Linked DNA regions of Mus musculus: regions 2 and 3 are each linked to region 1. Evidence: chromatin loops called from intact Hi-C (ENCODE). Cell type or tissue: left cerebral cortex. All regions are shown on one strand.

Region 1 (8,000 bases):
AGAAAACTCCAAGAAAACAAGAGTCTTGTGACCTTCTTCCTTCAAAACATAGGTTTGTTCTTAGAATGTGCTTTTGTGCTCCTCCTAGGTGTAGCAAAAAAAAAAAAAAAAAAATGGAGTGAAGTTTGTTTCAGTTTACTCATTGTTGCTTATAATTGTTATTCAGATAATATTTCTACACATTTGTTCTTATAATTATACACAGCTGAAACTCATGTGAGCTTTGCTCATATGATCTTGCTTAACCCTTAGAATATTGTCTAATGCTCTAAATAAATTTGTTGATTGCATAGGACTTTGGTTCACCTCATTTTTAAGCCCCATTCTCCCATGTTCCACTGCCTCCAGATCCATGACAGTTAGATGATCTTGGTGTTGGGTTTCTATAGGTGTGCAGTCTCAGGCTACAGTCATCTGGAAGCCATGGTTGATACTTTCAGTACAAACTATCAGCATCCATTCTCAGATGAGAAGGCTTTACCATTGCCCTCTGCCTGACCCCTTGCCATGTCCATGGGTCTGAAGCACTGATGTCCTTAACATGGCTGTGCTCATATCAACAATACGGACTCACTCAGACTTCATCGGTTTCCCACAATGGAGGATTTAGTTGTCTCATCTTCTGTGATAAGGAATGAGCCCCAGCTCTTAGAGATTTTCGCAGAGAACAGGAGCTCTGAGCTCAGATTCAATTCTTAGCCTTTGGACATTTATTTATTTATTTATTTATTTATTTATTTATTTATTTTATTTATTTTTGCCAATGCTATGTGTTTTGCTGTACCACGAGACTGAGAATTCTGAGCCATGGCAACAAATCATTGGCTCTTCATAGCCTTTTCCTCACCACTGGTCATAGTGTTCTGAAAGCGCTGAGGAACTCAGGCAAAAATCCCAACTCCCTTTCCACTCATATAGTCTGACACTTCAAGGGCTACTCCTGTCTTTTATTCCCTCAGTGTAAGAAAATTGAGGTTTCTGTAGTGAGTAAATATACTACCTAATGATAACCTCTAAAGCTCATTGACATCAGCAGAGACTTCTGTGCAAACAAGGAAGTGTCTCAGCTGAATGAAGCCCTTTGCTCACCCCCCAACCCCAAACCTGGTAATTAGAGCACCTGCTAGCAGATTCCACAGTTAGTGGATGTCTTAGTCAATGTTCGATTTCTGTGAAGAGTTACCATGGCCTCAGCAACTCTTATACAAGAAAGCATTTAGTTGGGGATGACTTACAATTTCAGAAGTTTAACTTCATTGTTGTTGCGGGAGAGGGGAACATAGCAGTATGCAGACAGACGTGTACTGGAGAAGTGTTTGAGAGTTCTACATGATCTGTAGGCAGCTGGAAGAGAGCCACAGGACCTGGTGTTAAACACAGGTACTGGACTCATGCACATGCTGGGAAAGGCTTTTCCTTTGACCCCCCCTACCCCAAATAAATATTGTGTTGTGCTGAGTTAAAATAATCTTCATTTTTCCTTTAAGTGTATGGAAAAAGTTTCCTTTGTCCTAATTTCTTCCCTCTTCCCTCTTTTCTTTCCTGTCCTGTTCTCACTGTGAAGCCCAGGATGAGCTAGAACTTTGAGTTCTCCTTACTCACTCTCCACAGTACTGGGACTATAGCTGTGAACCATCACCCTCAGCAATAATCAAAACTTACTGTGGTAATCTGAATGCTAATGGGCAGCACTGCTTGGAGAGGTGGTGAAACATTTGGGACATTGAACCTTGCTAGAGGAAGTATGCCACTGGGGGGCTAATTGTGACAGTTTATACCTTCTCCTTATTTCCAGTTTTCCCTCTTTATAAGCTGCTCATGCTTTGAGTGATGGTATCATCTCTAAGTGTTGTGCTCTGGCCACCTGCTCCCCTGCTTCCTCCACCATTATAGACTCTCCCTCTGGAATTGTGAGCCAAAATAAATTTTTCTCCCATAAGTTGCTTTTGGTCATGCTTTTATATATAATTGCTTTTTATCATGACAACAAAAAAGTAACTAATACAATTATTGAACATAATACTATAGGGCAGTGGTAGACGGTTTATATGTGTAATAAATTGAGAAAAGTGATTAATGAAAAATATTTCTCAGTTTTGGATTGTGGTCAAAATGTTCAGGTACTAAAGGCATAAGCCAGTGGTATGATATGCTCATAGCATGCAAGAGGGTTTGGTTCAGTCTCCACTTGTTCTGAATTTGAATCCCAGTACTCCCAGTTAATAGCTGAATAATCCTGGACAAGCAGTTTGCCCTGTATAAGTGACAATCCCTTCACCTATGCAATGACTTAAAATATGTGCCTCACAGGATGGCTGTGAGGGTGAGATGTGTTAACCACTGTCAGCACAGATCTGGTAGAGTGCAAGTTCTCAATGCAGCATCAACTACAGTAGGGAACTACTGTAATCTTAGCACTTGGGTGGCAGATGCAGGAAGAATAGGAATCCAAGGCTATCCTGAGTTACATAGGGAGAACATGTTTTTAAAACAAAACAAGGAAGACTGGGTAGTTTTCAGGCATAGAGCACTCACCTACCGTGTATAAGACCATCTCTTATATCCCATTTACCACAAAGCAAAAAAAAAAAAAAATCAATCAATCAAACAAAGCACTCCAAAGAACAAATAAACACAAACACTTCCATAAAGCTAAACAAAATAATCTCTCAACATGTGGAGACATCGCATTAAGTTGAGTAATCATTAATACAAGGCACAGGAGTGGCTGGACACTGAGTATGCTGCTCTGATCTCCTCTCAATAAAGAATTAATGATGCAGCTGCTAAAAGTGTACAGAATATCTGCTGTGGCTGATCCAGTTGTGGATAGGAAGGTCCTGATGTTTCCATCGATGCCATCTGTCACAGCCTGATGGTATCTCCACCCAATTAATCCTGCTGTTTCTTTCCCTGGGTATTACACCTCATCAATCTTTAGTCCCCTTAGTATCGTATAAGTGACTTATATTCGGGGGAGAAAACAAACCACATGGCTTTTAAAGTCTCTGCACTTCCTCCTATGAAACTATTCTTTATTCCTATGATTTCCACACTTTGGGTCCTCTCGCCATGGCAGTGAGGATTAAATTGTGGTGGTTGGCACAGTTGCCTGGCAGAACAGAGTGTCTACATAGCATGGTCTGCTCCTGCTTAACAATCTAGGGTCCTGGCACCAGATAGAATTGTTCTCTTCCCTGCTAGGATCTGGCAATGTGTTGTCCCCAGTACCTTACCTCTTCAGTACCCATGCCCCTAATGGATGCTCTTACACACACTCCTCTAGTTAAACTCTGGGAGGATGGCAAGATGGCTCATCAAGTAAAAACACTGCTGCCAAACTAGGTGACTTAAGTTTGATTTTTGGGACTCACAATGTCTAGCAAACTGTCCTGGGACTTTCATACTCAAGCCCATGCAAACACATATAAATACATAAATTTAAACTCATTGATATATGTGGTGGTTTGAATAAAAATGGTCCCCATAGGCTCATATCATATATCTGAATGATGAATCATGAGGGAGTGACACAACTTAGAAGAATTAGGAGGTGTGACCTTGTTGGGGGTAGATGTACCCTTGCTGGAAGAAGTGTGCCACTAGCAATGAGCTTTGAGATTTCAGAGCCCAAGACAGACCCAGTGTCTCTCTCCCTGCTGTCTGCAGATCTGGATGTAGAACTCTCAGCTACTTCTCCAGCACATTTCTGTCTGTGTGCCACCATGCTCCTTACCTTGAGAGTCATAGACTAAATGGCCGAAACTGTAAGCAAGCCCCCGTTAAATGCTTTCTTTTTTAAAAGCCATTGCCTTGGTTATGGTGTCTCTTCACAGCAAAAGAACACTGACTGAGATAATATACCAAGCTATGCTTGAATGAATCTGATTTTTTTTTTTTGTTCTGTTGCTTTTGTTCAATCTGGGGAGAATAGAAGTTTGTTCAAAAATAATTAGTAAGGAATTTAAGAAACCACTACGAAGTAATCCTTGACAGCTATTGTCTTGGGGGACTGGAGTCATACTGAATTACTCTGGAAAGCATTTTAACCGTATTAATGCCTGGGTTCTAGATCCTGGACTCTGATTTCACTGGTTCTTTATTCCACTGGAAACCTTTGCTATGATGTCAGAAGTTACAATCACAAGTTCTATGGTTTGTGATGCCTGAACTATGCATGATATCCATGTATGCTGTGAGGCTTTGCCTAGCTAAAATCAAAGAACAAATTCAAGACATGATCCCTTGTTCGGCTACATTGTTACAAGAGAAAATGTATTCCTTGCATACACATCTGTATGAATGTCCCTAGCTTTCTTGGGAAGGTGACCTAATAACAGAGATTTGATTATTGTTTATGTTGGAAATAGAAAAAAAAAAAAAAGAAAGAAAGAAAGAAAGAAAGAAAGAAAGAAAGAAAGAAAGAAAGAAAGAAAGAAACCAGTAGGCCTCTGTTTGTGCTGGGATTAAAGACCAAGGAATGGAAATATTTTGCATGTATGTGGGATGCATTATACATGTTTTCAAATATTTCTTAAGGTAAACAATGAAAAGCATCCATAGCAGCATTGGTTTCCTAAATGGTAGTTTTTAAAATCAAATCCAAATGTTTGTTTTGATTGTTTTAAGTGAATACTTAAATTTGTTCTTGGAATACATAGGGCACGAACAATGTATATAGATTTATATACAATTCACACATTTTCAGATACTTTATTTACAAGGTTAAGTGAAAACAAAAAGGAAGGAGGTTCTGTCACAGGAAGCCCTGCCTTAATTTACCCATGAAAGCAAGGCCTTGTCAATTCTGGCTTCATCCACCCCTGGGTTGAAGCGTGAACTGTCACTCAGGGTGGACCTGAAGCGCTACCCTATCAGACACAATAGACTGAAGGCTACCCAATCAGACACACGGTCGGAAGGGAGGAGGCGGGCCTTGCGTACGTTGTTGCTGACCCCGCCATCTTGGCATCTGTGGCCGCTTTCTTCTCCCAGCTCTGTGTTCTGGATTGCACCTAGTGTCTGTCGCCGTGTGACTCGCTGGTACCTGGACACCCAGCGCGAGGCGGGGCGCTCACCTGAGTCCCGAAATGGTGCGTTTACCCACGACAAGGCCCCTAGCCCCGCGTCCCGCATCGGGGTCGCTTGTGCCCCTGCTGCCTGCGCTGTGGCCAGGCTGAGCTGGCTGCTGCAGCTCGGGGGTCTTGTCGCGTCCGCGTGATTCCCATGACCAGGGCTGCTATGGATGCCTCCTAGGTGGGGACACCGGGACTGCGGGACTTATGACTGCCCAAGCGCGGCCGGGAGTTTGTCGGCCGCCTCCAGATCTGGTAGGACTTTGACCAGCATGGGGGATTGCTGCCTTCTTGGTCTCTGGGCCCTCAAGGCCATCGGCCTCCCCAGGATTTTTCTGCAGCCGGCGCCCCGCCCCGTCTCTTCATCTTGCATCTCCACGTTTGTCCCTGGCTTCTCAAGTCACAATCTTGTGATGTTTCTATCTCAGAACCTCTATGGAAGCCCGTGAGCATGACCTTCCCCGCCCACTTCCTCACCTCTCAACCCATCTCAGCCCATCACGTTTTGTTCATGAGCCCGGTCCTTCAAGTCCCGGGAGTCCCTGAGTGACCCGGAGTAGGTACTTCTTCTCCTCTCTGCTGTTTCCTTCACTCTCCCTCTGTCTTCTGCCTCTGGCTCTCTATTTCTAGGGATGGAGTCTAGGAATTCATTTATGCAAGGTAGTGCTCTGCCCTAAGCCAGTTAGTTACTTGTCCTTTTTTTTTTCCTTTCACGATTTTAGCATTTATATATTAATGGTACACCGTAGTGACTTTCATTTCATTACATCTTATATCTATGTGTAATGTTGTATTTTCTTCTACCTAACCTCTGTTATCCTCCCGGTCCTTTTCCTACTCCCTCAGATTCTCTTCCTCTTTTCCAGTACTTCCCCTTAGTATTAGTTTTTTTTTTTTTTTTAAATGACCCCCCCGACTTCTACATAGGAAGAAGGTTAGTTACAGGAGCATGGGCCCCACCATTGTCTATACTACTATACTACGGAATAAAGAGGCTCTCCTGAGCCTCTCCCTATGCAACCATTAACTGCCTATACATCCTCAAGGAGAAATGGGGCCTTGTGAGCCTCTTCCTGTTCTTCACAATTTCACTTCATTTACAGATTTTTATTTATGTGTTTTTTAGCTTCCTAATTTTTTTACAGTTTGTTTGCTTATTTATTTATTTATTTTAGACATAGTTTTAACTGCAGCACGAGTTGGCTTTGAACTTAACCATTCTCCTCCCTGAGCTGGGAACACAGGCCAACCTTTCGTACTTGTTGGCAGGAGCCCAGGTCCTAGTTGTCCTTCCTTTACCTCTCCCCACCTGTGCAACTTGGGGATCAGGGGCAACCCTGAATGCTTCTCTTCTGGTGGGGTCCTGGCACACAGGCATAGCTTATGTAGCACAGTATGGTGCTGGGGGAATTAAAACGCAGGTAGCAAAAAAAGGACTAGAGTCAGAGGAGAAGACATGAGAGACAGCACACAGCAAGACCTGCAGACATTAAAGGGAGGGGAACCAGCCAGGTGCTTAGGGACATCCCTGGCTCATGTGCTCTGGAATAAGAGAGGTGGGGTAGAGAGGCAGGCTCTGTAAGTCCCGTTTTGGAATTTGGCCGTATAGCACTGGGCTTTCCAGATATTCCTTGGGTACTGGTCTGGTTCCTGGGTGGTGAAGGAGGAAAGTTAGGAGACTCTGGGTGCAGGAAATGGGGACTGCACCCTAAACCTGAGCACTTCACATATCAGTCTCAGTTCTCTTTATGTGTGCCCCTTTTGTGTCTGTAAAAATCTGTCCCTGCATCCTTTGCCTCCTTCTGTGCCTTGTTTGTGAGATTTATTTGTTCTTTGTATCTGAGTTTTCATATAGGACCTCACAGTGTAGCCTAGTCTGGTCTCAAAGCGTATGCTGACCCTCCAGCCATAGCCTTGTGATCCTTGGGGATTTTTTCGACACAAGCCATCGTATCCATCTCCATGCCTTAGACATCATCATGTCTCTATCTCTGTGTCTTTGGTGAGTCTCAGCCTCTGAAAGAGCCCTGCTCTGGAAGGTAGTTTGTCTGACTTGATCCCACTCAGAAGGATTTAATGTGGGATTCCAAGAACAGCCATGCATGGAGGCTTCACCTCTTCCTTCTTTCTTCACTCTGGATGTCTCAATCCATGTTCTAGTAAGGTGAGACAGGGAGACCTAGATAGGTTCAAATCTCGCCTCTGAGCCAGGAGGTGGCCTGGTGGTGCAGGCCAATATATATATATACATACATACAGATAGATAGATAGATAGATAGATAGATAGATAGAGATATAGATTGCAAATTTGAGGACTGTAAAGTGAGTTCATGGTGGGTTTGGGCAATTTAGTGAAACCTAACCTTAAAGAAAAAGATACAAACCAGTTCAGTAATTTGTGTGTGTGACACGTGTGGTATGTTCCATTCCCAACCCTTGGGGCAAATTTGTTACAATTTAGACTGTACAAAGCTTCTAAATGAACTGATAACTTCTAAGACTAGATAGCAGTCTGTCTTGTCACCCTTGTCTGTATTATTGCTGGATTTTAGACAGTTGTTTTTCTAGACCTAGCTCCCTAGCACATTTGCATATGCCAGATTGCTTTGTTCATAGATCTTGGGAGTTTAGCATATATTCCCACAAGTAGATGCAATCTAAAACTGAGGTTCAGTGAGTGCAGACTGTGGTCATAAGTGTAAAATTATCAATACCAATCCAGGGTTTCTATCTTATCTTGATCATTCAGTTCTCGGATAAAAGACACACAACTTTTATTATTTACAATAAGCCTGAAACAGCACATGAGCTGGGCAGATATCTACCCTCTATGCTATTTGAATCTACTTTCTTATAGATAACCCTAAGTTATTGCTTACTATGTTTCATTTAGGCTGCTCTTAAATCCAATTGGCCAGTCCTCAG
Region 2 (8,000 bases), 180 kb before region 1:
TGCCAGACAACATCCACCCAAGGAAGCTTATTGTCCGCAATGAAGTGGAATTATTTCTGTCCTTCATCTGTTCCACCTGAGTGTTCCTGAGGGATCTGAGGCTGCATGGATGGAGAGCCTGGGTGTGGCCACCGAAAAAATGGACTCCGAATGACAGAAAGCTGAAGCTACCCCTGGCTCACCCACTATGACACTTGGTTCCATATTTTATACTTCTCTCTATGCACCACATGGACAATCTAGTTTTATATTAGGAGACCATGTTTTGCATATATGTACACAATCCCTTTCTGAATATAAGATCTTAGGGCATCCTGTTCTATCACTGTCACCTTTGTTCTTTGAGAAAGGGTCTCTGGACTCTAGAGCTAGGCTGGCAGCCAGAAAGTTTCAAACATCTTTTTCTTTGTGTCCACAGCTCTGGAGTTACAGGCACAAAGTTCATATCAGATCTTTAAATGTGTTGCTGGGAACTCAAACTCAAACCCTCGTGTTTACACCCTTACCTACTGAACTATCTCCCAAACCCCTCTTTTTAATTTTTTTTTTAAAAGACAGCTTTTAGCTGGATGGTGGAGCCACATACCTGCAATCCCAGCACTAGGGAGGCAGAGGCAGGAGTATCTCTGAAAGTTTCTGCCTGGTCCACAGAGTGAGTTCCAAGACAGCCAGGGCTACAGAGAGAAATGCTGCCTTGAAAAACCAGCATACTAGGCTTGCTGATGTGAGGCCCCTAACACATATACAGCAGAGGACGGCCAGGTCTGGGTTGTCAGAGAAGATTCACCTAACCCTCAAGAGACTGGAGGCCCCAGGGAGTGGAGTGGTTTGGTGAGGTGGTGGTTGGGGAGGTGGGGACATCCTTGTGGAGACAGGGGGTGAGGAGGAGGTATGGGATGGGGAACAGTCACAGGGTAGACCAGGAGTGGTATAAAATCTGGAGTGTTTAAAAAAAAAAAAAACCATTCTGAGTTCGAGGTCAGCCTGGTCTACAAAGTGAGTTCCAGGACAGTCAGGGCTACACAGAGATACCCTGTCTCAAAAAAAGAACAACAACAACAACAACAACAACAACAACAACAACAAAAGGAATAGAGAACATCTTAGGTCAAGAGAGACAAACAGCCGGGCGGTGGTGGCGCACGCCTTTAATCCCAGCACTTGGGAGGCAGAGGCAGGCGGATCTCTGGTTCGAGGCCAGCCTGGTCTACAAAGTGAGTTCCAGGACAGCCAAAGCTATACAGAGAAACCCTGTTTGAAAAAACAAAACAAAACAAAAAAAGAGGGACAAACAGCATCCCTCCCCCAGCCTGGGGAACTGCTAGTATCTATTACTCTAACTACCTCTCACCAAGCTAAATGCTTAGGTTCAACATAAGTAAACTACTGGGGCTAGAGAGAAGGCTTTAGTAGGTTTGATTCCCAGCAATATTGTGATGGCTCACAACCATCTGTAACTCCAATTCCAGAGAATCTAATCCCTTCGTCCAACCTCTTTAAGCCTTGCATACAGGTGGAGCACATGAATACAAACAAAATGTGCATGCACATACGGTCAAGTTAATATATCCATTTTTTTCCCAAATTACCAATGTCCAAGCTTGCCTGCAGGCATGGAGGCTGAAGAGATGGCTTGGTGCTGTGAGTGTTTGCTGCTCTTGCAGAGCACCCCAGTTAGATGAGTAGCTTAAAACTCCCTGTAACTCTTGTTCCCATGGAAACAATGACCTCTTCTGGCCATCATGGGCACCTGCACGCAGATGGCATATACTCACACAGATACTCAAAGCTACACAAAATAAAAATAAAAATAAAAATAAAGCAGGGCATGGTGGCACAGGCCTTTAATCCCAGCACTATGGAGGCAGAGTCGTGTGGATCTCTGAGTTCAAGGCCAGCCTGGTATTAAAATATTAAAGTCCAGCAATCAAAAGCCTCCCTTTGGTCACCTTAATTATCATGTCTAATCAAAACAAAGCAACTCATTCTATCACAGGTTTCTTATTTTACTTTTATAAACTGCCATTTGCCTAAGGACCATGCCTGTCTCCACTTTATCCAGAGGTAGTCACTTTGTCTGGAGCAAATATTTCTTTCCCCTCTCCCTTGTCTTCTATCCACACTCTTTGTCCCTCTGGAGCAAATAAATCTCTCCTTTGTGTTGGGAACTTGGTCCTGGTGTGTCCTGTGCAAATTCCAGTCTTTTCAAACAGAACATCAAAAGCAAAAATCTTGTACCTGTCAGTGAATGGTGGAGCACACCTTCAATCATAGAACTTCAGAGGCAGAGGCCAGAGGAGCTCTTTGGGTTCTAGGCTAGCTTAGTCTACATTAGTGATATTCTGTCTCAAGAATGACCAATCAACCAACCAACCAACCAACCAACCAACCAACCAACCAACCAATTAAGCCAACAAGCAAATTGCCCTTGACAACAGCTGCCAGGTAAACCATTTCCAACAGAGATCCCCAGGGCTCACGCATGGTAAAAAAGTTCCTGCAATGTTATAGAGAAGCTGAATGCTCAGTCATGGTGTGAAAACGTAATCCAGAACTCCAGCTAGCAACCTCAGCCTCTCCAGGTTGGTTTTGGATGGATGTCTGTAAGCTCCCAATTTCATGATTTCTGTTCTTTTACTTAGAAGCCTTCCCTGAAGAAACTCTCTGCTCTGCCCAGAACTCTGTCTGTTCGTAGTTGTCTTAAAGGGACTTCCTCAGGTAGTTTTGGCTGGATACTTGGATACTTGAGTACCTGATTTGATGGAAATTGATGTGCTTCTCTCTCTCTCTCTCTCTCTCTCTCTCTCACTCACTTTATAAAGTCACTCGTTCAAAATAAAAATTGTGGCTACTGTAGACCATTCTCTGGATTGTACAAAGCAGCTGTTGATATTTGTATACCCACTTCAGAGCAATGGTGCCAAGCACCTTTGCCCGCTGAGCCACTTTGCCAGCCCTACTTCAATTTTTTGGTCATGATGATTGAATCTGGGGCCTATGCATGCTAGGCAAGTTTTGAAACGATAGCTACAGCCTTGCCTCATTTTCTCTAATTAGCTGCTGCTTCTACAAGATGATTTGGGGTGGACGACTTTCTTTGTTTAGTGCTGTGGGTACAGACCCACACCCAGTATGCATAAGGCCCTGACTTTGCTTCTTGGCACTGAAAATAAATGGGGTGGGGGATATAATTCACTAATTTAGTGTACAACTTAGTAACTTCGGCACATTCACAAAGATATGCAGACTTCAATATGAATTCCAAAAAGCTTAAATCACATGCCCTGCCATACCCTCATTAATAAGCACTTCCTATTTTTTCTTGCCCCACTACCAACTAGTAATTGCTTTCAGTTTTTCTGTATTTGCAAGAAGTGTATGTGTTTTAATCAGGATCTTGGTAGGTAGCTCAGGCCTCAGTCTGGCACTGAACTCCCTATTCAGCCCAATCCTCGGCCTCTCAGGCTTTAAACTAGGATTACAAGCATTCGGCAATAGTCACAGCTAAGCGTCTTACATAGATGGGACCACATAATATATAGCCTTATGAACCTGCCCTTTCACAACCCGTCCTTTTGGTTGGGTCTGAGCCTCTGAAGGCTGAGTGGTCTCTGAAGCCATCTCCCTGGCCTGCTTTCTCTTGTTTTGGAGATTCTCAAGCTGCATTTGGTGTCAGGACATTATCATCTTGTATTGATCTTACACTACTGTGTGTACACAGCAAATTTGATTTACTCATTCATAGCCATATTTGGGCCGATCCACTCTTAACACATATACTCAAGGCAGAAAGTTAACACGTGAACAGCTTTTCACGTGTAAACCAAACCATCGTCTTTCACATTGGTACATTAGTTTCTCTTTTCAGGTTGAACAGTGACACCTAAGACTCCTCTTACATCACCGGACTGTTCTACTTTCTTCTTGGAAGCCACCGGCAGATGCATATTCCTATTGCAAAGGATAGAAGCAGTGCACGTTCGTGTGGCGACACTGCCCCGCGACTCTCCGGACAACTCTCGCAGGCAAATCCTGAGGGGCGGGGAAATGCAACCAATCCACGAATGTGTTCGGAAAGCGGGGCTCCGCAGTGGTTGATAAAGTATAATGACATACCCGCCATCCAATCCTCAAGCGAAGGGCTGGGCTACAGTCAGCTGGTGAAACCACCTGACCCGAGCCTGGAGCCGGAAACTACCTATCCGGCAGACTGCTTACACTGCACCTACGGCTGCGATGGTGAGTGTGGACGCATGCGCGGGTGTGCACGCCTGCGGTTCCGCGTCCCTGTTTTCCGAGCTTCTGTTGCCACCTTATGGCTTGCATTTCACTGTCACCTCCAGTCCACCCTGGGACCGAAAGGGAACAGAGATGGGAGGGAAGCGACAGGGAGGGCTGGAGAAGGAAGGCTCCGCTACCGGGTGTTCTGCAGCGGGGGAGTAGTCTAGATGGCACAAGGGGCGGGGCATAAGGGGACTGGAGTGGGAAGGGACATGAGGAGGGGTTGAGGGGCTAGGAAGGCCTCCTGGGTCACCTACATGACAAGTGGAAGAGCTCAGAGGTCCAATAGTGACCGTGGATGGAGACTCAGTGTTACAAGCCATTATGAGGGCCTTGGAAGGCTCATATCCAGGAGGGAGATGGGTTTGCAAGGCTGTCATGATTCTCCTTGTCTCTTTACCCTCTAGACTTCCGCACTGACCCAAGGGCTGGAGCGAATCCCAGACCAGCTTGGCTACCTGGTGCTGAGCGAAGGTGCAGTGCTGGCGGTGCGTTGTGGGAAAGCAAAGCGTGGGGTGGAGGGTGTGTGTGTGTGTGTGTGTGGGGGGGTCCTTTGGGGACACACAGCCCAGAAATCCCTTCAAATATTTCCAAGTTGTCTCTTTTTGTCTTCTCTGTGGTTCCTTGCTTGCCATATAGTAAGCTTTATGTAGTATTTGGATATGTGGTATAAAAGCTAATTACCAAAAGGTTGGGGAGGTAGCTTAGTACGGAGAATGAGTTGCCTAGCATGCACAGAGCCTTCTCTTCAATCCCAATACTGCATAAAACCAAACAGAGTGTAGTCCCAGCACTTGGAAGGTGGAAACAGTGGGTTAGATGTTCAGGCTTATCTTTGGCTACATATCAAATTCAATCACAACCTGGACTACATGTAACTCAGCCTCAAAAAACAACAAACAAACCATTACCCAAGTTATACAATTAGTTAGTTAGTTGTAGTTTGTTTTTATTTGTTAAATTCTTGTAGGGACGCACGTATGGGTGCCACAGGGGGTGAAAGTTCGAGGACACTTTGGAGTGAATTCTCCTGCCATGTGGGTCTTGAGGATTGAACTCAGGTCATCAGGCATTGAGGCAAGCACTTTTATGCTCTGATCCATTTTTGCCTGCCTCTAGAATTTTGGGGGGTGAGGTGGGGTGGGGTGGGGGCAAGACTTCTCTAGAGGCAGGAATTGAGCTACGCTGCAAGGGCAGAAAATTGTGAAAGAGAAAAGAACCCTCAGGGTTGGGAGCCGGGCATGCTTGCCTGAGTGTGCCAGTGCCCGAGTTGGCCGTGGTTTTGTGTTGAAACCATTTGAAGAGGAAGGATGCTGTGGTAAGACTGATACTGAACTTCCTGCGGCTAGCTTCAACATCTTTCGACAAATCTTGAGGGTTAAAGGGTTTTAAAACAACTGTGACTCACAGAAATGGTGTAGCACAAGTGTCCCAGGAGAGCCATATAAGCAGGAAACTGGACTGGTAGCAGTGAGGAGCAAGGACAGAAGACATTTTAGCTTATGTTTTTAGTGCCTGCACGGGTGTGTGCCCATGCATGTGCTGAAGCCATTGTAGGGCATTAGAGACCCACTCTCACCACTCTCTCTGCCTTATTCCTTAAGGCAGGGTCTCTGAACCCGTACCTAGACTGGCGGCCTTGAGCAAGCCTCAGCAGTCCACATGGCTGTACACCCACAGTGCTGGGATTCCAGGTGTGAGTGTGGTCATTCCTGACGGATTTGAACTCAAGTCCTCTTGCTTGTACAGCAAAAACTCTTATCCACTGAGCCACCCCCACAGCCCAGAGATAATTACTAGGTAAAGTACTTCTACATGTACTCTACCTTTCTGAAGTACTTATCCAGTAGGACTCTGAACAGGGGAAACCAGAAAAATACTATGGTACCTGAACAAATAAGACATCAAGAAAGGAAGCTGACCAAGGAGGTAGCTAAGGAGAATTTTGATGGCCTGACTGTAGACACCGAGTGAGATGGAATGCTATCGGTTGTAGTACATTTATTATGTAGGCACTGTTATGTTTTCATTGTTTTCTCATGAGACTTTCACAAGCGCAGAATATAGGCCCAGTATACAGCTGGAGATACCGAGAGCAAAAGGAACTAAATCTAGTTAAGGACCCATTTAGAAGCGGTGGGAAGAGGATGTTGAAACAGTCTGTTCTACTGTCCAGAGGACGTCTGGACTACTGTCTTGTTATTTGCCCAAGGGTTAGCCAGAGGGAAAACTTTAAAGACAAAGTGGGTGTTTCTGCTTCATAGCCTACAGACAGGACAAGTGGGAAGACTGAGTAACAGGTAGAACCTTCAAAGACTGAGCAGTTAGCTCAGTGATATAACATCTGCCTAAAATCCTTCGTGAGGGGCTGTGGGCGTGGCTCAGTAGTAAAACACTTGCCCAGGAGTCTCCCACTGAGGCGCTGGGGGTGTGGCTCAGTGGTAGAGCCCCTGCCTAGAATCCCCCAGTGAGGGGCTGGGGTGTGGCTCAGTGGTAGAGCCCCTGCCTAGAATCTCCCACATGAGGGACTGGGGACCTGATCACTTGGTGATCATACTCTAGGTTTTGACCCCTCACATGGCTATCAAATGAAGCCTGGCATTTCAGAATGAGAAACAAGATGGCACAAGGAAAGACAGCACCATCATAAAGGGGTTGTAGGTGGTATTTTTCTGAAGCTGGGTAATTTGGGACTACGGGCAAGTATAAAGGGAGATCATAAGTATAGGAGGCAGAGGTCCTGTGCCTTGAATTTGTTCCTAACTCTGATGTCTGTCTTTTGCTCCTACCCTCCTTCATCCACACACAGTCATCTGGGGACCTTGAGAACGATGAGCAAGCAGCCAGTGCCATCTCGGAGTTGGTCAGCACAGCCTGTGGCTTCCAGTTGCACCATGGCACGAACATCCCTTTCAAACGCCTGTCTGGTGAGCTCCTGCCTTTGGTGGGGGGGTTTCTTTTAGCGGCCTCACTGCTCAGGGAAGGAATTCCTGGCTCCATTCCACCAACTCCCACTTCCTCCTGTAGTCCCTGGTTCAACTACTGCTTTCATACTAGGTCCCTCTAGGATGAGTACAGAGCAATAAGGACAAGGGGTTGCTTTGTCCTATGCCAATTCTTTTTTTTTTTTTTTTTTTTGTGACCCTCCTTGGTGACCACTGTACCCACTAACTCCTGCTCCCTTCCCTCTGCAGTGGTCTTTGGTGAACACACGCTGCTGGTGACTGTGTCAGGACAGAGGGTGTTTGTAGTGAAGAGGCAGAACCGAGGTCGTGAACCTATTGATGTCTGAGCTATAAAAGGCACGGGCTGGAGAAGAAGCCTGCCTCTGGGGCCTGTCCCCGGGGTGTGGGGGTGGGGAAGCATACCACCTTCTGCTGTCCTTGCTGGAGTTGGGCTTGTGCTCACTACCTCCTTCCTGACCCCCCACCTGAGCGAGGCACCAGGCTTAAGAGACTTCTACGCTAAGGGACTAGGGGAACTATGACTAGGGGGACCCCTTTTCTTCCCTTCTGCCTAATAAACACTAGTCCAACCTGTCTAGGGCTCAGGATGTGTGCACAGAATGGTTTGTCTGGGTGGGGGTGAGGTTACACCTTGTGCCTATCATCGACTTTCTAGGGAGACAGCTATACCTCAGTCAGTGGGCCAGGATCACCACCAGGCATCATAAAACTGACAACTGGAGACAGGTGCGATGGTGCACATCTGTAAGTAAA
Region 3 (8,000 bases), 180 kb after region 1:
ACAAGAAAGAGAAGGTCTTGTTGGGAAGGAATATTCGGTGAGAAGGGACAATGACAAAAGGACAATAGGGTATTAATCAAAGTATACTATGCATACGTATGAAATCGTAAAACAATTTTTTAAAGTTGTATCATTTGTACTAAATGTTAAAGTCATGATACTTTAAAAACTTTTTTTTTTTAATCATTTGGAACAGAACAGAATGTACCCTGTGCCCATTGATGGCCCAACCTGCTGCCCTACGGTCAGTAGGGAACTAACGGCACAAAGAGTTCCAACAGGAGTTGAAGTCCTCTTGCAGGAATGAGACAGGCCACCTGGGTCCCAATTACCAGCCCATCACCCACCCCACAGAGAGAGGGGACCTGGGGCCCAGTGACTCAGTACAGGCTTCTGACCTGTAGACTCCAGAGCCACAAATGATCCCCACCAATTATAGACCCTGGTTCAAAACACTGACCCACACACTCACCATTTCTGGCTTCCAGGACATGGAGCGTCCTCCCTATGGAACTCCCCGCACCAGCACGTCACAGGGTAACAGAGTCTACAGCACAGCCACCTAGACCTCCAGAGTAGAGGAGACTGAGCCTAGGGACGCATCCCAAGATGGCGAGCTTCAGAGTAAAAGGCCCTAGCGAGACTGGGAAAACTTGCCCCCTACTGTTCATCTGCCTGATTCCTCAACCCAGTGCCTTCCATTGTACAGGAGGGGCTGCCTTTGGGGCCCTAAGTAACAGCAGAGTCACCAACCCGTAAATTAATAAAGCCAGCCTAACAGGTACTGTGAGTTGAACACCAATCCTACGTATACATGTCTACATTTTTTCCATGTGACTCATCTTTCAGTTAGAGGAAACCACTACCTATAAAGTACCTACTGCTTTGCCAATATTAACAAAGAGTCATTAAAGTTTGGAATCCTGTCTATCGTAGGGGGTGATAATTATCTACACTAGGTAACAAGCCCCTTCAAAATTTTTTAAATACAATATGATTGGGCTGGTCAGTAATTTAGGCTAGGATCAGGTGGGCTCTTTTTGGTATGTGCACTTACCTGATGGTTGAAGAGGCAGATGAGCTTCAGAGGGTCACCTGACTGTCAACTGCAGCATCTTGATTCTCCTCCTCCCGTGGCCTACTGTGGTCCTCCATTCAGACAGCAGGGATCTGAAAGACGGGTGAATGCTCTCCAGGACCTCTGCAGTGCGGGCGGGCGCCAGACCTGCACTTTCCCATTGACAGCCTCACAAGCAATGCGTCAAGCAGCCAGAATCGAAGGTTTAGGAAACAGAGCTCCTTTCAATGGGACTGTCCTGGTTATGGACAGAGAACTCCTGGCAAGTTGCTGACATTCAAAGCTCACTCTCACTCAGCCTCTGCTTGTAGATGAGGTTTCTGTACCTGTTCCAAGTCAAGGGACTCCCAACAGGTATTAGGCAGCTGGCCTAACTAATTAGACTCTGGGTGATATGAATAAAGGGGACAATAAGAGTAGGAGAAGGGCCTATTGGGGGTGCCTAAGGGGAGCAGGGGTAACTTGATTAAGACACTCTGTATCCATGTATGAAACTGTTAGAGAATCAATAAAAAATACCGCTGTTTGTATTGTGGTAAAGGTGTGTAACCTTTAATGGCTAAGCCAGCTCTCCAGTCCTTAAAAATGAAAAATAAAAAAAAAAAATTAAAAAAAAAAAACTTGGATCCAGGACTTGAACCAAATGCAACCTGACAACCAAAACCAATGGTCACCACTAAACAACAAGTCTCCTCCGGTCATTGATCTGGTCCTTCTCAGTCCTCCATAAAGGACACTTGTTCTAATAGCAGAACCCAAGAAATCAAGGAGCAACAGTCTGTTTCTGACTTCTCATCTCAGGAGAAATCTGCAAACATGGCTAATGCTCCCACAGGCACACCAATTATTATTTTCTTCACTTTTAGTACTTATAGGTCACTTATGATTTCTGTAGATAAATACAAATCACGGTGCATGGAACACCTTACTGTGAAAGTGACCCGAAGACATGATTCTACAAAGCATTTTGTCTTGTTGGAATGTGGAGAAAGATACAGCTAAGTATCCTGAATTTGTTCTTTCCCTTTCACTAAGCAAAGCTGTTCTCAAACACTTGACATTGATCCTGCAATATAACTAATACTTGTAGCACATTGAAAATGTTTCTAGAACCCTGAACTCCCATTCCTAACCCCCAGAAAGACTTAAAATCTCCAAAATTCAAGTTGCAATGAGTCAATGAAATATGAATCGCTATACTGGCCCACTTAGAAATGAATACTCTTTAATGTTCTTCAGGTGTATGCAATGTGAGGGCAGGGCCAAACCCGTGACTTTTTAAACCATCATCTTTTGTTGACTTCTCTGTAAGTCAGTCTTAGGTAATATAAAAATCTTAGGGCTCGAGAACTGGCTCAGTATTTAAGAATACTTGATTCTTAATAAAGCCAGCCTTCCAGAGGACCCAAGTTCAGTTCCCAGATGCCTCACAACTTGTTACAGCAGCTGCAGTGGGTCCAGTGCCCTCTTCTGGCCTCCAAGGTACTGCATGCTAATGGCAAACAATCACACAAATAAACATATTTACATATAAGTAAAATAATCTACTACTTACTAAGTTGTGGTGTTTTGGTCTTTACCTATGTTTTCTAAATAATATCATTTGCTCAACTTGGCAATGAGTTGGTTCTTGATTGAACTGAATTCCAGACATGGCCTACTGTGCATAAAGATGCCCCAAGGATGAGCCCATAAACAACTTAAAATACAATCGAACTTTTGAGGACATTTGTAAACATGACCAGCATTAAAACAAAACTAAACTGTTATGCTCAGATACTTTGGTATGCAAATAGTTAACAAGTATTCCATTTTGTTGCTATATGGTAATATGCATGCTGAAACACATTAACAGAGCATTCATGTAAAACTCAATGACTTTTCCCACAATGTTCAGGAGTCAAATGATTTGTTTTCCTTTCTGTTTTCGTGATGTGTTCACAAACAGAAAAAAAAAAATTTAAAGTTCTTGAGAGTGTACTTTTCTCTAGTACTCTAGAAATTGAAAAAAAAAACTACATTATACAATACTGCATATTTGAAATGTACAATGAATAACAGTTAACATAATGGAAACTGGAAGTTGGTATTTGAGAAAATAGGCAAAAAGGTAAATATAGGGGCAGGGAACGCTTATAAAGAATATGGAGGGGCGGGGCTGGCATTCAGGATTCTGGATTTGAGACTGGATGCCCAACCCTCTATAAAAATTAGAGGAAACCAGCAGGCTCATAAGAAGGAAGGAGAAACTAAGTATCCGGTGGGCCACACTCACTCTCGTAGAAAAAGCCTCACAGACGGAATGGAAAAGAACCCAACACAACACAACCTGCGGGAACCAAGCAGCCTTCTCAGAGTAGCCCAGAGCCCGCTGAAGTCACCGCATCCGGAGGGACAGGACGCCCGGGCTCGAGCAGTCCCACAGCCCCGGGGATCCAGCGCGAGCGCCCGCGAGGCCTGACTGCAGACCCCGTTCCGCAACAGCGCGCCCAGCTCCCGCGCCATCACCTCCGGACACCACCCGCACACTCACCAAGTCCACTTCTGCGAGACGCTGGTGTCCTCCCACCATCGTCCAGCACCCACAGCGTCACTACGCCAACAAAGCTGCGCAGGAGGCTCCTGGGCAGGAACACCGAGCCCAAGATGGCGGCTCCCAGACAAAGGACCGGTGACAGCCAAAGCCCGCCCCCCGCCCTCCCTCTGTGTGTCTGATTGGACACTTCTCAACTCAGTGCCTCCGATTGGACAGGGCTCCGGGTCCAGCCCCTTGAGTGACAGTAGATGGCGCCAACGCACAGCTGTAGGAGCTCAGAATGACAGGTTCTTGGCTGCAGCTAATTTTAAGACAGAGGGTTTCTTGTGAAACTCAGCATATTCCTTATATTCCTATACCTAAAATCACATAAACGTGTGGCGTGATTTTACACACACACAAAGCTTGCTATGTACAGTGTCTGCCTCCATAATTTATAGCGAATAAGCTAGGTCACATGGTTTGCTCAAAAGAATGAGGATCTGGGTTCTATTTCAGGCTTACCTAGAGCCTTTTTTCTGGTACAGCTGTGACGGTCTGGACTTTCCAAAATGTACTAGAAAAGGATTCAAGGCAAAAATTATATACTGTCTTAAGTGTGTGACCTTTTGTGATGAAAATAATTAAGTTTTTTTTTTCCTTTGAGTGATACTGGTGTATATGGGGTTTTTCTTTTAAATTCTTTTAAATATATTTACATCATTTCTTTCTTTCCTTTCCTCTCTCCAACTCTTACCATGTCTTCTTCCTCCAAACCCTTTCATATCCCCTCCCTCTCTCCATCTCAAATTCATGGTCTTTTCTATATTAACCTGATGAGTTATTTTTACCATTTCCTCTATGTTTATAATTTCGGGGCCGGTCACTTGATTTTGAACAACAAAGGTGCACACCATGACCAAGACAATTCTTATAAAAGAAAGCATTTAACTGGGAGGGGGGATAGGAGGGGCTGCTGACAGTTTCAGAGGTTAGTCTGTTATTATTGTTATCACAGTTGTGGGGAGCATGGTGAAGTACCTGGTGCTGAAGTGGTAGCTGAGAGCTACATCCTGATCCACACGTGGAAAGGAGGAGAAAGAGCCTGGACTTGGTATCTCTTCACAGAAATAAAACAGACTTCTGTTTGAATGACTTAGCAAACTCACAAAGCTCCTTTGTAGTGTAGCATACTTCCTCGAGGACTATACTTTCTACCTCCCCTCTAGGGGCCTGCTTTGCCTTGAGTCTGCTTATAGGTCTAGAGGCAACTATTGGTGAGCCTTGAGTATTGTCATGACATCAGTATTGTCTTGCCTGGTATTTTCTTTAGAGAAAATCACTGCTGGTTTACCGAACAATGAAGGGCGTGTTATCCAACCTTATGTGACTGTAATACAAATTACATAAGCAAACGGTCATGTGCTATTTCAAGTGTTTTAAAAGCAGACTCGGGCAGCAAGAAGGCCCTCCTCCCTGTTCTCCTCCCCAAACTCCCTGTCCTGAGTCAGGCTGACTTGCCAGCTCTGTAACAAGGAGAGCAAAAAAGACAAAACAAAGCAAAACAAAACACAAGCATGCTAGACTATTGAGCACAGTGCATCAATAGCAACCGCTAAAAGATAAACCACTTTCAACAAACATTACTATTGTTCATACTGTGGTAAAAATCCCTGCATTAGGAAGGAGAAGCCAGGAAAAGATTCATGGTGGAAAAGATTATAATCAGGAACCCCAGGTGACTGCCTTGATGGCCCCTGATCAACTCCTGCTGCATGACTGTAAACACTACCAATTTCTCATTTTGTCACTTTGGTGCCTCTGTGTGTGTGTGTGTGTGTGTGTGTGTGTGTGTGTGTACATATATGTGTTTGTGTAAGTGTATGCAGACATGTACATGAAGGTGCCCCGAAGGCCAGAAGAGAGCATACGATCCCTTGGAACTGAAGTTACAGATGGTTTTGAGTCACCTGATATGAGTGCTGGATTTGAACTCTGGTCCTCAGGACAGAACTTTAAACGTTCTTAAGCCATTTCTCCAGCCTGTTAGCTCTCTTAGTCAGGTTCCTCCAGCTGTCCTTACTGAGTATTGTAAACTCTGCTGGTTCTGTCAATCAACGACATGCAATTTATCCTTTTACTTTTTTTCCTTGCTATATACTCAGTAAACACATTTATTCAAAACCCCAGATCATTCCCTGGACTACAGAGAAAAGCAGGTTACGAGGACTTGATACTGCTTACAAGTCACTTGACTAACAAAAGGTGCCGAATAGACACTGATCTCCATCTCCTCTTATTAGATGTTGCTGAGCTTACAAAAATATGTATAGAGCAGTCCCTTCTACTTCCTGAGACCAGGAAAGTCATAGCTCTCAAAAGGATTTTGTAGCTGTTCTGAGTGGAGGCAAGCTAGAATCTAAATACGTTTGAAGATCTTGTCCCAATAGCACATAAAAGTCATCAAGTTTTCACTGGTCAGATTATAAAGATATTTTAGGTGCAATGGGTCATTGCAATCAACATCACGTGTATTCATTTATTTCAAGTCAGGGTTTAGATATGCGTCCCAAGGTGCCATAAAACTCATCCTGTAGCCAAGCTGAACTTGAGATTGCGATTTCCCTGACTCTGTCTTTCAAGTGCTAAGGAGTACATACAGGCACGCGCCACCAAGGTTGACTTTGCCTGCAATTTTTAATCTGAATATAAGAAAACTTTTACAAGTCTCTTTCCATTTTGAAGGCAAAGCTAATGAGAGCAGATTTCAGAAATTTTGAGATGATTTTGAAAACGGACATCTTCCCATTTGTTTATTCGACTAAACACATGTACACATACTTAACTCATAATCACATATGACTTTATGTATAGAATTAAAAGCAAATGTGAGCTGTGGTCCAGAGAGGACTTTAGCAGGCTAAAAGCAACGCGTATGGACCTGAAGGCATAAGGTTTTAACAGAGGCTGAAGTCTTTGTGCATATACGCGACAGGACTCGTGGCTACCCCATAGCTGGAGAAGACCGAGGGTCAGGCCTCCTATAGAAGTCCAAACTTGGAGACGTGACAGGAGCCAGAGTCCCCAACAGCTGCAGCTAAGAACCTGTTAACCTGAGCTCCTTCAGCTGTGAGCTGGAGCCAACTACTGTCTTTCAGAGGACAGAGAACCTGAAGCTCTGTCCAATCAGAGGCCCTAGCCTCAAGACGTGCCCAATCAGACACACAAACGGAGGGTAGGGGCGGGCTTTGGCTGTCAACCAGCCTTTGTCTGGGACCCTCCATATTGGAATCACTGTATGCTGCTAGGGAAGCTGTTGCTCAGCTTCGGTGGCGCGGTGACGCTGTAAGTGCTGGGCGATGGTGAGAAGACGCCAGCGGCTCCCAGAAGTGGACATGGTGAGTGTACGTGTGGCGCCCGGAGGTGACAGTGCGGGAAGCGCTGTGGCAGAGCAGGGTCTGCGGTGAGGCCTCCTGGGCAGCTGATCTGGATCCCCTGGGCTGCGGGGTTGCTGGAGCCTGGGCGTCCTGTCCTTCTACCTGAGGGTTCTGGCGCCTTTTCTGAGCAGCTCTGCTCTGGCTGCCTGTTTGCTCCGGATCATGCGTGGCGAGGACTTGGTGGATCATCAGGGGAGAGTCTCTGAATGTGACGGTCATTCACTAAAGGAACTATGTTTTCTAGAATCCCCAGTCCCTTCGTTCTCTCCGTGGCCCACCTAGCCCGAACTTCACAAATGAATGGGAAACAGGGTCGCAAACCCAGAACCTAAGCCAGCTCCACTGCAGTCTACTACCTGTTCTTCCACATCCTCGCCCACACTCCCAACACGAAAATTTCCCCTTTCACCCATTTTGTATGGTCCTGGGCTTACTACAGGTACTCTGCAGAGCAGCTGCACTTTTGAAAGCCTCCCATTTATTCCAAATGATATATTTTCCTTATGGTAATCTCAAACCAATATTTTTTTCAAAAAAAAAAAGTTTTGTTTTCCTCCAGGTACGAGAAAAATTGATTTTTAAGTGTGTTTGTGTGTGTCTGTGTGTGTCTGTGTGTGTCTGAGTGCACCAAATGAGGGCAGTGCCAGAAAATGGCGTGTGATTGATTCCCCTGAAGTGAAGTTACAGCAGGCTGTGAGTTTCCCCATGTGGATGCTGGGAACCAAGCCCCGGGTCCCCTGGAAGAGCAGCAATTGCTCTTAACTGCTGAGCTGTCTCTCTAGTCCTGAGGATGTTTGTGTGTGAAGAGAGTAAAGTAGAGAAGAAACCCCTGAGTCCTTGTTTTAAAAAGACTGTGTCTTCTGTCCTACCCCCCCCCCCCCACTCTAGGCTAGGACAATTTATGAGAATACCTTTGTCTACTTCCCCCATAGGAACTGTGAGATGTCCTCATCCCCACCTCCATGTCTTT

The links. Hi-C counts contacts between places; a loop is a spot of excess contacts. Peaks named below come from ENCODE experiments on the same cell type or tissue, not always from the same donor. Only the 100,000 strongest peaks of a DNase experiment are listed, where the experiment ranks them.
Region 2: a loop joins it to region 1, with 2.4 times the contacts of the local background. A loop is called at or near these places in 8 of 42 quality-filtered maps.
Region 3: it touches region 1 in a loop (2.4-fold over the local background); 5 of 42 quality-filtered maps call a loop at or near these places.

The regions. Positions count from the first base shown.
Region 1 is chr5:138,436,537-138,444,536 of GRCm38, forward strand. It overlaps Zfp157 (zinc finger protein 157), which reads left to right and starts at 4,940. Exons shown (of 5, transcript NM_028130.3): 1 at 4,940-5,093. The coding sequence starts at 5,091. In left cerebral cortex, no CTCF peak of the experiment used is centred here; DNase peaks (open chromatin) are centred at 4,903, 5,399 and 6,401; H3K4me3 peaks cover 2,836 bases; H3K27ac peaks cover 1,182 bases.
Region 2 is chr5:138,251,565-138,259,564 of GRCm38, forward strand. Nxpe5 (neurexophilin and PC-esterase domain family, member 5) reads left to right here. Exons shown (of 6, transcript NM_001013773.3): 6 at 1-311. The coding sequence ends at 80. Lamtor4 (late endosomal/lysosomal adaptor, MAPK and MTOR activator 4) reads left to right here and starts at 3,918. Exons shown (of 4, transcript NM_001081108.2): 1 at 3,918-4,239; 2 at 4,689-4,769; 3 at 7,091-7,208; 4 at 7,476-7,831. The coding sequence starts at 4,237. The coding sequence ends at 7,573. In left cerebral cortex, CTCF peaks have their summits at 1,730 (motif pointing left) and 4,310 (motif pointing left); DNase peaks (open chromatin) are centred at 4,140, 5,591 and 7,251; H3K4me3 peaks cover 1,866 bases; H3K27ac peaks cover 1,264 bases.
Region 3 is chr5:138,615,998-138,623,997 of GRCm38, forward strand. It overlaps Zfp68 (zinc finger protein 68), which reads right to left and starts at 3,746. Exons shown (of 6, transcript NM_013844.2): 1 at 3,612-3,746; 2 at 1,058-1,170; 3 at 473-568. The coding sequence starts at 493. A430033K04Rik (RIKEN cDNA A430033K04 gene) reads left to right here and starts at 6,862. Exons shown (of 4, transcript NM_183025.2): 1 at 6,862-6,991. The coding sequence starts at 6,953. In left cerebral cortex, CTCF peaks have their summits at 2,543 (motif pointing left) and 3,877 (motif pointing right); DNase peaks (open chromatin) are centred at 3,324, 3,798 and 6,832; H3K4me3 peaks cover 3,264 bases; H3K27ac peaks cover 2,327 bases.